2 separate regions of the Homo sapiens genome follow, and region 1 is linked to region 2. The links are chromatin contacts, found by Hi-C or POLR2A ChIA-PET in ENCODE. All regions are on one chromosome and are shown on one strand. Each heading gives the region's core, a stretch centred on a gene start or an enhancer-like site at or near the end of the contact. The rest is flanking DNA. Distances are from core to core; before and after follow the strand shown.

What was found. Hi-C counts contacts between places; a loop is a spot of excess contacts on that map. ChIA-PET counts read pairs that join two places held with the same protein, here RNA polymerase II (POLR2A). Pooled maps may share reads with other maps.
Region 1: a map of naive thymus-derived CD4-positive, alpha-beta T cell shows a loop between it and region 2 (2.1-fold over the local background). The contact joins two enhancer-like sites. A Hi-C loop is called at or near these places in 7 of 168 maps with a recorded cell type or tissue (CD14-positive monocyte, CD8-positive, alpha-beta T cell, breast epithelium and 3 more) and 8 of 50 pooled maps. POLR2A ChIA-PET finds 5 or more read pairs at or near these places in 4 of 52 experiments (CD4-positive, alpha-beta T cell, MCF 10A, Panc1 and 1 more).

The regions. Positions count from the first base shown.
Region 1 is chr2:28,002,015-28,007,572 of GRCh38, reverse strand. The region is part of intron 4 of BABAM2 (BRISC and BRCA1 A complex member 2); the gene reads right to left. Among named protein-coding and RNA genes, the nearest start is that of MIR4263, 8.4 kb to the right of the region's middle. Within about 2 kb of position 3,277, at least 2 of the 41 ENCODE cell types and tissues checked have a DNase peak (open chromatin) inside an H3K27ac peak, as active enhancers do; they include CD14-positive monocyte, where a contact is called at or near this core.
Region 2 is chr2:27,952,033-27,957,499 of GRCh38, reverse strand. All of the region lies in intron 3 of BABAM2 (BRISC and BRCA1 A complex member 2), which reads right to left. Among named protein-coding and RNA genes, the nearest start is that of MIR4263, 42 kb to the left of the region's middle. Within about 2 kb of position 2,344, at least 28 of the 41 ENCODE cell types and tissues checked have a DNase peak (open chromatin) inside an H3K27ac peak, as active enhancers do; they include CD14-positive monocyte, where a contact is called at or near this core.

The DNA.
Region 1 (5,558 bases), core at 2,028-4,527, 49 kb before region 2:
CTTCCAGAAAGCTACCAAGCATCTGCCTCTATGTAGCTAATTCTTTTAATCTTGGAGCTCTAACAAGGAAATAGAGAGTATACTGTGCCAGGATCACTATCTTCTCCAGCCAAAAGCATTATGTCTTGGAGCCAATTTCCTCTTGGTAAATTTTGATCAAATTTCTTCCATTTGCAGCTTCCTTAGTACTGGTAATGGCTGCACATGTCACAGGTTGATATATATGTATATATGTTTAACAATATACATTATAAATTTAACGATAATATGTACACCTGTGCACATGAGTAAATATAAGTCTATGTATGCAGCCACACATATATATGCATCCATAGTAGTTCCTGTCTCTTTATGTGATTCTCTGTGACTACCATTCAGGCTTTCTTAATCCAGTGAAAATTCTCTGGTAACAAACATTACTTTGGAACTCTGCATTAATCAACTCTGCTATACAGCTACAATATAATGATAATTAAGGTTAATAATAATACTGATGCTATAAAGTCTCTTAAATGCTTCCAAACCATCAAAAAAAAAGATCAAATTATGTTCTACTTTTAGTGGAAGGGGTATTTTATTTAAAAAATCAATTATTTTAAAAGAACTGGTGGCCCATATATAGCTTATATATTTTTATGAGTCTGAATATTGGATTAATCCATATACCTTATTTCCCCACAATTCTCAATACAGAAGAATTTCTGTAATTTTTATATATGACACCTAACATTAATATACACACATTAAATATATCGTATACAGAGGTTACAGATTAAACAGATCACCATATTTTTCAACTACAATATATAATTCCTTAATCCTTCAAGTGCTAAACTAAACTGCTAACTCTCTAGTTGCTCCTGTTATTGTTTAAAATAAAGCATACTTAGTATCATTCACCTTACTTGATGAACAAGGGTCATTCTTATAAGAACAGATAGCCACTTTTTAAAAAGAGTGATATAGTTAGGGACGTTTTAGGTGAATAGGCTACCTGTCCTTAAAATAAATGACACCAGGATACTGTACCTTTAGAATCCTTGTTGCTTTTAATAGTTATTTTCTACTTGCTATACACTTATTTGTCTCATTTTGCTAAAACTAATGTCACTGCAAATTCTAATCTTCAGTCAAGCATTATATACAATTATCTAAATAAAATCTAAAGATGCCTCTATATGTTGTGTATAAAATAAAGCACATAGTCCTTATTTCAGCTATTTCACAAAATTTAGAAACCAGGATGGTAGGGGAAACCAGGGTTACTTTTGGTTTGTGACTATGTACCAAGTAATTTAAGGTACAAGAAATTTGGGACATATATCCAACTACCAATTTATATGAACTGCAGAGGAAGAAAGGAACATGTTAAACTATACCACAGAGATACAATCAGCAAAATCTAGTCTGTGGTAATTTTCTAGGACAAATGGCCCTGTTTCTGCAGCTATAAATTGCAAAAAAGGGGAAAAAAAAGATGGAGAAAACCAGTAACTTAAAAAGACTTGACATAACAATCACAATGCATAGATCTTAATTCAAACAATTAGGAATTTGAACAATGACTGGTTATTTGATGATGCTAGGGAATTACTGTCAATTTGTTTAGATAAGATAATGGTATTTTGGTTATGCTTTTTAAAAGATTTATATTTTTGCATATTATACTGAAATATTTACAGATGAAGTGTCATAATATGTGGGGTTTGCTTCAAACTACAATGCTACTAGGCAGTAAGTGAATAGGAGTATAGATGAAACAAGATTATGACGTGGCAATTATTGAAACGAGATCCATGGGGATTCATTATACAATACCCCAAAATAGAAAGTTTTTCAAATAAGGAAATTCTACAGTTGTAATTAATTTTGTTGTTTTGATTTCTGAAAATTATACCTAAGAATTATAATTGGATTTCTAAAATGGCTACTTACAAATTTATAGCCATGACATGAAGCTAAAAGTTAAAGAAGGTATGCAATTAATCTTAATTGTTTAATCTGGCTTAAAAATTTATCAATTTTCAAAACACCCTTAGTCCTTTATTCTAAATGTTACAAACATTTTAAAATGCATTGTTTCCTTGAAAAAGAAAATTTTCACAGGGCATGCTGCAAAACAGCACAAAAATTTTTATCTCAAATTTAATAATTACAAATTAAAAAGTCCAAAAAATACTAACAAAACATAAGAAATGGACTTAAAGCTCTCTTCAGGAAGTCAAAATCCTTAGATTAACAGACAGTATTTCAATTATTTGTGTTTAGTATTAAAAGGTTGACAATCACTATGACAGATTTTCTAATTCAGTAAAACACAGCTAAGGTTGTCTATGATGTATTCACTATGAACTAGACAAGATACATACATAAAATAAATCTATAGCTCATTCCAAAAGTATTTCTATTCAGTTCTATTTATATATCAATAAAAATATATAAACTCAAAAGTTTGAAATAGTTATCTCTTTTCCCAACTTGAAAATGCTTTTTAATTTAATCTGTATAGATTTACTGAATTTGGAGTAGAACCTAGATAGTAGTTGAAAGTAAAATAAATGGTTAACTAGTACATTAAATTAGTTTTAAATTAAAGTCAAATCTCATTGAGACACATTTTGCTTTTTAAAAATAATTCCCAGAGGCGCTAACTAGGCTAAAGTTCATGTTAACCTTGGAAACATCTTCAAATTACTAAAATAAATAAGTCTTTTTAAAATGTATTTTTAAGCCAGGCATGGAAGTGTGGTCCCAGCTACTCAGGAGGCTGAGGTGGGATCACCTAAGCCCAGGAAGTCGAGGCAGCAGTGAGCTGTGATTGTGCCGCCACACTTCCAGCCTAGGCAACAGAGACCCCATATCTTAACCAAAAAAAAAAAAAAAGTATCTTTAAACACACAAATTATATGTAATTGTTATGTCAATTAGTGTTTGTGCAAATTAATTTTTTAACCTCCTAAAGAACCACCTCCTTTGATTTTAAAAAGTGACTGATAACCTCTGGTAGACTATTTTAGATACTATAAGTAATTAGCTGTCCTTCTTTTGAAAATTCTATAATAATCCAGACTTTATTTTTCAATCTGGTTTCTTCATAAATGTTCTTGAAACAGATTCAAGAAACTGTATTCAATGTGTTGAATGTTTTGTTCATAATAATGTTGTACTTCTATTTTTGTAATCCTACCTACTTAAAAACATTCTTAAAACGTATACAAGGTCTACTGAGTCATTGTCAATTCAAGGCTAGAAACCATTCTGTGGTTAAAGGATTACATCAAACCAGTGTAAGGGCTGAGCTGGCGTTTTCCTTTACAGGTTTAAATATCTTGGCTCTCCAAAGCTTGTGTGGGGGCTGCAGTTTGGCATAAAATTCTCAGCAGGATGTAGATAATTTCTCTGAAAAATGTTTTTTAATGGCTAAGTGTTTTTTTTTTTTTTGCTTTTTAAAAATGTTGGAGAAAACATATATTAGAACCAGGTTCAAAATTTATGAGACTCTTCCTCTGTAATGTGCCCATTCTTGTAGATAACCCAAGTACAGCAGAGCAATCCCAATCCTAAAGACTTCATTAAGCACAAAACCTCATTGCTATATGAGTTGAAAGATAAGTACAAAAATCAAAACAAACTGCTTCAATTACAAAGGTAAACTTAGGGCTTCTTTGAAAATACATCCATGTGCTAAGCTCTCTCTGGTAATGATTATATGTTGTCCTTGGTCATTTTGGCCTCCACACCTCTGGTTTTCTTTCCATTTTTACATTCAAATATTACTGTCTTTATTCCCTAAAATGGCCTTGTGAGACAGGTACTTATCAGTTTTATCAATAAATAAATACATAGATCCTGCATAATCCACCTAGTAATCAATAAAACTAAATCTAGAGTTCAGATCTGTCTCGCCCATGTTCATTTTCAATACCTGTAGTTCTCGACTCTGGCTATAACACTAGAATTGGCTTTGTTTGTTTGTTGTTTTTGAGACAGGGTCTCACTCTGTCGCTCAAGCTGGAGTGCTGTGGTACAATCTCAGCTCACTGCAGCCTCAACCTCCCAGGCTCAAACGATTCTCCCACTTTAGCCTCCCAAGTAGTGCAATTACAGGTGCGCACCACCATGCCTGGCTAATTTTTGTTTTTTGTAGTGACAAGGTTTTGCCATGTTGCCCAGCCTTAGAATTGACTTTCTAAAACCACTGATGCCCAGGTTCTACCCCAGACTAAATAAATAAATTGAAATCTCTGGGAGCTAGGATCCAGCAATCAATACATTCCTGATTTCCCCATGAAATAATCACAGCACCACACAGCAATACAAGAAGAGAAATGTAGAAAGCAGGATGGCAGACATGGTCAACACTAAATTATCTACTTGCAAAACAAAGCTTTAATGTCATTTTCTTTTTTCACCCTACAGTCACTCACTTCCCCACTCCCAAATCAGTAAACACCAAGAAGTCACATAATTCTAGTATTTGCCTACATGAAGTATATTGGGAACATAAATCCTAATAATCACCAAAATGTATAAAACAATTCTAGCTAAAACACCCTCTAGATGATTTATAATTTTATACCCTCTTTAGCTACTGGCTCCCTTTATTATATTTTGTGGCCGTTTACTCCTTTCCGCATCTCTATCTTCCACCTGAGATTTTTGTCTTTCATCTCCCTGAAGAATTAGCAAAGGTTTGCTAATGATGAAGTCTCTGCTTTTGTTTACTTGAAAATGGATTTATTTCACTTAAATTAGTCAATCATCTTTTTGCTAGGTATAGGATTTTAAACAGTTGTTTAGTTTATCACATTAAATATATCACTAAACTGTATTCTCTCTTTCATTAATGCTATTAAGAAGTCAGCTAACAATCTAATGGTTGCTCTTTTGTTTTCTCTGGTTTCTTTTTTTAGATTTTTCTCCTTGTCTTTGGTTTTCTGTAATTTGCCATGATGTGTCTAGGAGTAAATTTCTTTGTAGATAGCCATCTTAGGATTAAGTGGACTACCTGAATCTGAGTAATTACATTGATTAATATTTATATACTGAATATATTTAGCTTTTTTAAAAAAAACTTTATTGCAAAATATAACAAATATATGGACAAGTTCACAAAACAAAAATGAATACCTTAATTAATAACAATCACAAAATCAACATCTGTGAAACAGATGGAGCACATGTACAAAGCTAAGCTCATCAGCACATTCTATTCCCCAGAGCAATAATGTTCACAGATACAATGACCTATATGAGGAAAGTCAAGACAAGTCTCAATTCCAAGACTTTGTGATACCAGACTTTCTTTTCTTCGGAACTTGGTGTTGTGATGTTCACCTAGAAGTACTAGGAGATACTAGGAAGAGCCTAAGAGTAATATCAGCGTGAGCAGAAGGCAGAGCAAAGCCCTGATAACATTGTTTAAGCCCTAAAACTATTCGCACCCCAAGCTAGTTCTACCCCTGGTCTTTACTGTTATATGAATCAATAAATTCCTTTTTTTTTTTTTTTTACCTGTTTGATTGTATTTTCTGTCACTTGCATCTCATCAAGTTCTA
Region 2 (5,467 bases), core at 1,095-3,594:
GGGTAGAAAGCAAATTATGTGCTCAAGGAATGTTGAAGAATAGCAGATAGTGTTGAAAAGTGAGCTTAAGGACAGGCTATCAAGGCAATCTGGTTTAGTAGAAAATGGGGTAAAGAGAATGCTGGAAAGATTATGATGGTGCCAAAAAAAATGGAGGCCATCAAATACTGTACTTCAAAATTTGGACTGAGTAGGTCCTCAATAGTAACTGGTGCATAGATGAATGAATTAAAGTACTTTGAAAATTGTGGATCCTTTTCTTTCTACAGGAGATTGTCATCCCTGCAATTGCCTGGCACTTGTTTTACCCAAGTGTAGTGAGATAATGTTGCAGAAAACAGAAAAAGGAGAAACAGGAAGACAATAACCAACATTTTTTTAGCCAGAGAAGAAACAGTTTTGCAATTTGCTCTACACTGGGATGACCAAAGCGTCTGATTTCAACATTAAGTAGCATTCATTCCTTAGTCATGATATACTTTAGGCATACTGTCGAGCAACACATCTTGTGTCTAAATAATCATTTCATGATTTGCTTATCAGATTCATCCCAAGGACAGAATCAAAAGCTCTGCTAAAATTGGGATAAATTAAATTTATCTTTTGCTTCCAATGTACTATACTCATCATTCTGTAATAAGAATTGATCTATTAAGAATTGTTTTTTACAAAGCAAAATTGGTTAGTCCTATACTAGTCCAAATGTTGGCAAACTACTTTTGTGATTCTTTTTCTGAGTTCTTTCTAAATATGTATGTCAACCTGCTCTATATAACCTTCATAATTATCTTTTACTTTCTTTAATGCAGAAACTATGCTGCTGCTTTTCAAATCTTTAGATACTTCCTTATCCCACTGGAAGATTCCCAAAATTACCTAGTGTCCTTCCAATTAAGAATTTCCACATAAGACATCATCTTTTAGTGCCTTTGTATCACTCATTTAATAAACATTTCCTGATTGTCTACTGTGTGGGTCATCGGCAACAGATCTTGGAAATCACAGAGGATTCTTGCTCCTAGAATTTAACAATATATTATTTTAGAGACTAAAGATTTGGTTTGATAGAAATAATCTGGACATCAAATTCTTTCATATCTCAAATCCAAAAATTTCTTCCTTCATGCCATCCTTAGCGCACTATCAGGATTTGGGGTGTTTCTATGATGTTATTGCTTGATACCCATAAATCTGACATAAATTTGGCCTTCAAAAAGTTTACTATTTTTCTATAAAGCAGCACAACTTATCTTTCCTTTCCCTTCATTTATGTTAGGAACCAGAACATAAAAGAAACCAAGAGCTACATTAATAATCTTGTTTAACTCTACAGAAGATATGGTTTTCGTAAAGATGAAAAGAAGACAACTCAGAAGTATAAAAGATCTGTGCCATCATAGATTATTAAGAATACCATTTAAAATAATTCATGCATGAGGTTGTATCCTCTTTATAAACAGGTTCCTCTCTTAGGTGAACTGGGGTAAAGGTAATCACCATTCTACAGGAAAAAAAAAACATGTTGCCAAAATGTGACCTGTGAGTCATAAGAAAGGAGGAAAATTGCTCATTTTTCTAAATCTCACAACATAGGTCACCCATTATGGAATGAGAAATCAGAAACACTAAAACGATACTTTTATTTTAACATTAAATAGTCCAAAAAAAGTGCTTTAACTATCTCTGTTCGTATAGTTTGAAAATCCAGTGCAAATATTCAAGTCATACCCAAGGTAAATAGTCTTACCCAATGCTGATATTAGGAATAGAAAAATCTCAATGTTAAGGGAATAAAACACAGAGAAGAAATTAGGCCATGTTACTGTCCTTGACAATCAAAGCCTAAAACAAAATAAAACTAAAAATTCCCGTGTGACTCTGAAGACAAGCATAACTTCATTTGCAATGGGGAGGAAACTTCCACTAATGCACATATCTGTGTTATGGAAAAACCAGACAAGATTTACAAATGATATAAAAGATCACTCAAGTTTTTGCCCTAGACCAACAAAACGATCAGAGTAATTTCAAATTGCTACCTAGTAACTTTAGAATTTGCCAAAGTTTGAAGTTTTTTGTTCTTTAAAGGAAGAAAGCAGCAATGAGTAACAATAGTGTGCTTCCTGGCCTTAGGAAGAGTGAGACAGGAGCTCTCCAGCTGCACTTCCTAGCAAAGTATGCCAGCTGCCTTCTGCAAACTGAGATCAAATTGCCAAGAACTTACAGGAGAGCAGTTATGATGGATGACCTAAAATACTGATCTGTTGCAAAGAGGATGTAGTGCAAACCACACAGGAACTGACAGGAAATCAGCCCTTGGGCTGGCAACTACAGATTCAAGAAGGCTAGGAATCCTGGACCTTTGACAGCCAAATTTCATCATCTTCCTTTGTAGGAAGAGTTACATTTCTGAGAGAGCAGTCTGAAAAATCTTGTACAAAGCTTTTTGGTGTCTATTACTATTTAATAATACTGCCCCCTGCCTGAACCACTGGTTTCCTCACATGTGTTAAAAGCCCATCGAAGGTCCCAGAGCACTACTTGACCAAAAATCACATGTTTGCTGGCACACACCTTCATTCTCTCAGCCACGAGCCCACTGAATGCCATAAATGATTCACAGGCTGTCATGGTGGTAAGAAGAAAAACTAATATTTGGAGTTCACCAAATAGTGAGTCATATTTCTGGAAGAAAAGAAAGCCTTACAATTGGCAATGCTTTGGCATGAAATTTTAAAAATTGTTTTTAACATTAATATTAATTCGACGAAAGTTGGCAAAAAGAAATTGATTGAGAAACGTGATATTTGGTCGGCTTATGCCACATAAAAGTCCAGTTCATGCTCCAAGAAAAAGGATGAGTAGGATATCTATTACCTATTTCTAGACTTGCCTTCTGTACTCACTGCTGCCAAGTTACTCATTCTCCCACACAACACTTTCCATACTAATTTTGACCCTTAAGAATCAAAAAGAAGTCTTGCCTTCTTTGCTCCCAAATGCCAAAATGGAATCTTTTAGTATTTCACCTTTATAAAGGGAATGTTTGAAAACAGCCCTCTTTGGCTGTGACATCAGTGAGTTGCTGAGGCCTCCAAGGGCCGGAGGAAGCATTCCCAGTCCCTCACAGTGCTGCTGCACTCCTACGGTGCAATCTGGCAATGGCCAGCGACCAAATCTTTAAAGCTGTTTTATGGTATTTAACATATGGTCATAAATTGCTCAGTGCTCTAAAGAGGGGCTAAATTTGCCGCCCCTATTGATGAGACATGTTCTTATTTATTTAAATTTAGTGGCAAGCTGGCATTTCTCCAGATGGAGAGGTTTAGGCATAAGTACAAAGGAAGAACTAACTAGAAATGAGTTGTAACTTTTCTATACACTGAATGCAACCCCACAAACTCAGGCTTCTGTGCCCAAGTTTGTGCACCGCTATCAAACACAGCTTACCAAATAGAAAGACAATAATATGAAAAGACTCTAATTTCTAAGGGCCAAGGAGGGATGAAACAAATTTTATTCAGACTGGATACGAATTTTGTTTTTAATCTCCTTCTCTTTCTCCTCAGGCTAGCTCTATTCCCACCCATCTCTCTTACCTGTCTCTTTATTCCCCTCACAAATTAGATGTATCTGGTCTTCATCTGAAATCCCACATCTGCAAAACTCTCTAGAACTTCCTTAATCTTCTGGCATTCACCTTCTTATTTTGCCATATTTTTCATTGTTTATTTTTTAATGGTTTTAATTTTCCATCACTAAAAACATGATCATACTTAAACATTTTGTTCCCTTCCTTTTACGAGCTAGCCCTGTAGCCAAAGGCAGAAAAAAAGAAATATTTTTTTTTTTTTTGGTGAGATCGTTGGTAATGATATTAATGTAGATGGTATCAAAAGAGAAGTGTGGGCCCAGTGCGGTGGTTCATGCCTATAATCCCAGCACTTTGGGAAGCCGAGGAGGGAGGATCACTTGAGCCCAAGAATTCGAAACCAGCCTGGGCAACATATAGAGACTCTGTCACTACGGTGGTTCATGCCTGTAATCCCAGCACTGTGGTAGGCCAAGGCAGGAGGATCACTTGAGCCCAAGAATTCAAGACCATCCTGGGCAACACAGGTAGACCCTGTCTCTATACAAAGTAAAAAAATTAGCCAGGCGAGGAGCTCAGGCTCCTCCCACCCCAGCTACTTGGGAGCCTGGGGTAGGAGGATCTGCTTGAGCCCAGGAGTTCAAGGCTGCAGTAAGCCATGATTGTAACACTGCACTCCAGCCTGGGCGACAGAGCAAGCCTCTGTCTCAAAGAAAATTAAAAAATAAAAAATTAGCCAGACATAGTGGCACACACCTGTAGTCCTAGCTACTCAGGAGGATCACCTAAACTCAGGAGTTCGAGTCTGCAGTGAGCCAAGATTATACCACTGCACTCCAGCCTGAGCGACACAGCAGGACCTTGTTTCAAAAAAAGAGAGAGAGAGAAGTGTGAAGGGTAGAGCCACTACTGGTTTTCTTTTTCACGTGCCAATATAGAACTGGCTAAAGAATCAAAAGTTAATTATCTTGCCTAACTCTGGAATGTGAAGAAAGATTTCAATAAATTGGAGGTTTGACAGCAGCCTGGGAACAGTATTAAAAGAATTATTCTATGAAGAATTAGGCTGTTTATATCAGACAGAAGTCTTGCTTTTTAATTTCAATACACAATTGTTTCCCCTGAAGCAGACCTAGTGAAAATCAACGGAGATCAGTGGTCGGATAATGCTACATGAAGCCTGCTATGCATCCCAAACTGGTCTGGAGTGCCTGTAACATTTGGAGCACCCATAATATGTCCCAAAAGGTCTTATGCCAACTTCTGTCTCAAATATCCCAGAGATGAGAACAGTTCAATGCCCTTAAGAGCCAGAATAATAAAGAAAAAGAATAGTTCAAAACAAACATAAATACATTGGTGCCCTCTGGATACTTCCATTAAGCACCTAGTTTCCTAAACACCCTTCATTATGAGGCCAGGCCAGAATTTTTAAATCTCTGCTTTACCAACTCTGAAAAAGTATGTGTCCTGTCTTTTCTGATATGAAGACAGCATTACCAGTGCCATAAACTTGCAAAAAGGGAATCACTCTGAAATACAAAGATAACTAATAGAAATGTAAGCATTTCTTGACACTATGTAGACTCATCAATCCAGCACACAATAATCCCATTAAATGTAAATGGTCTAAACATCCCAATTGACAGGCAAAGACTGTCAGATTTAAAAGTAAAATCCAATTATATGCTACTCAAAAGAAATCTAAAGACACAAATAGGTTAAAAATAAAACAATGGAAAAGATGTACCGTGTAAAATTAATTTCAAGGCAAACAACATTTCCAAGGACAAAGAGTGTCAATTCAAGAGGACATAACATTCTTAAATGTTTACAAATTTAATAACAGAGCTTCAAAATAAATGAAGCAAAAAA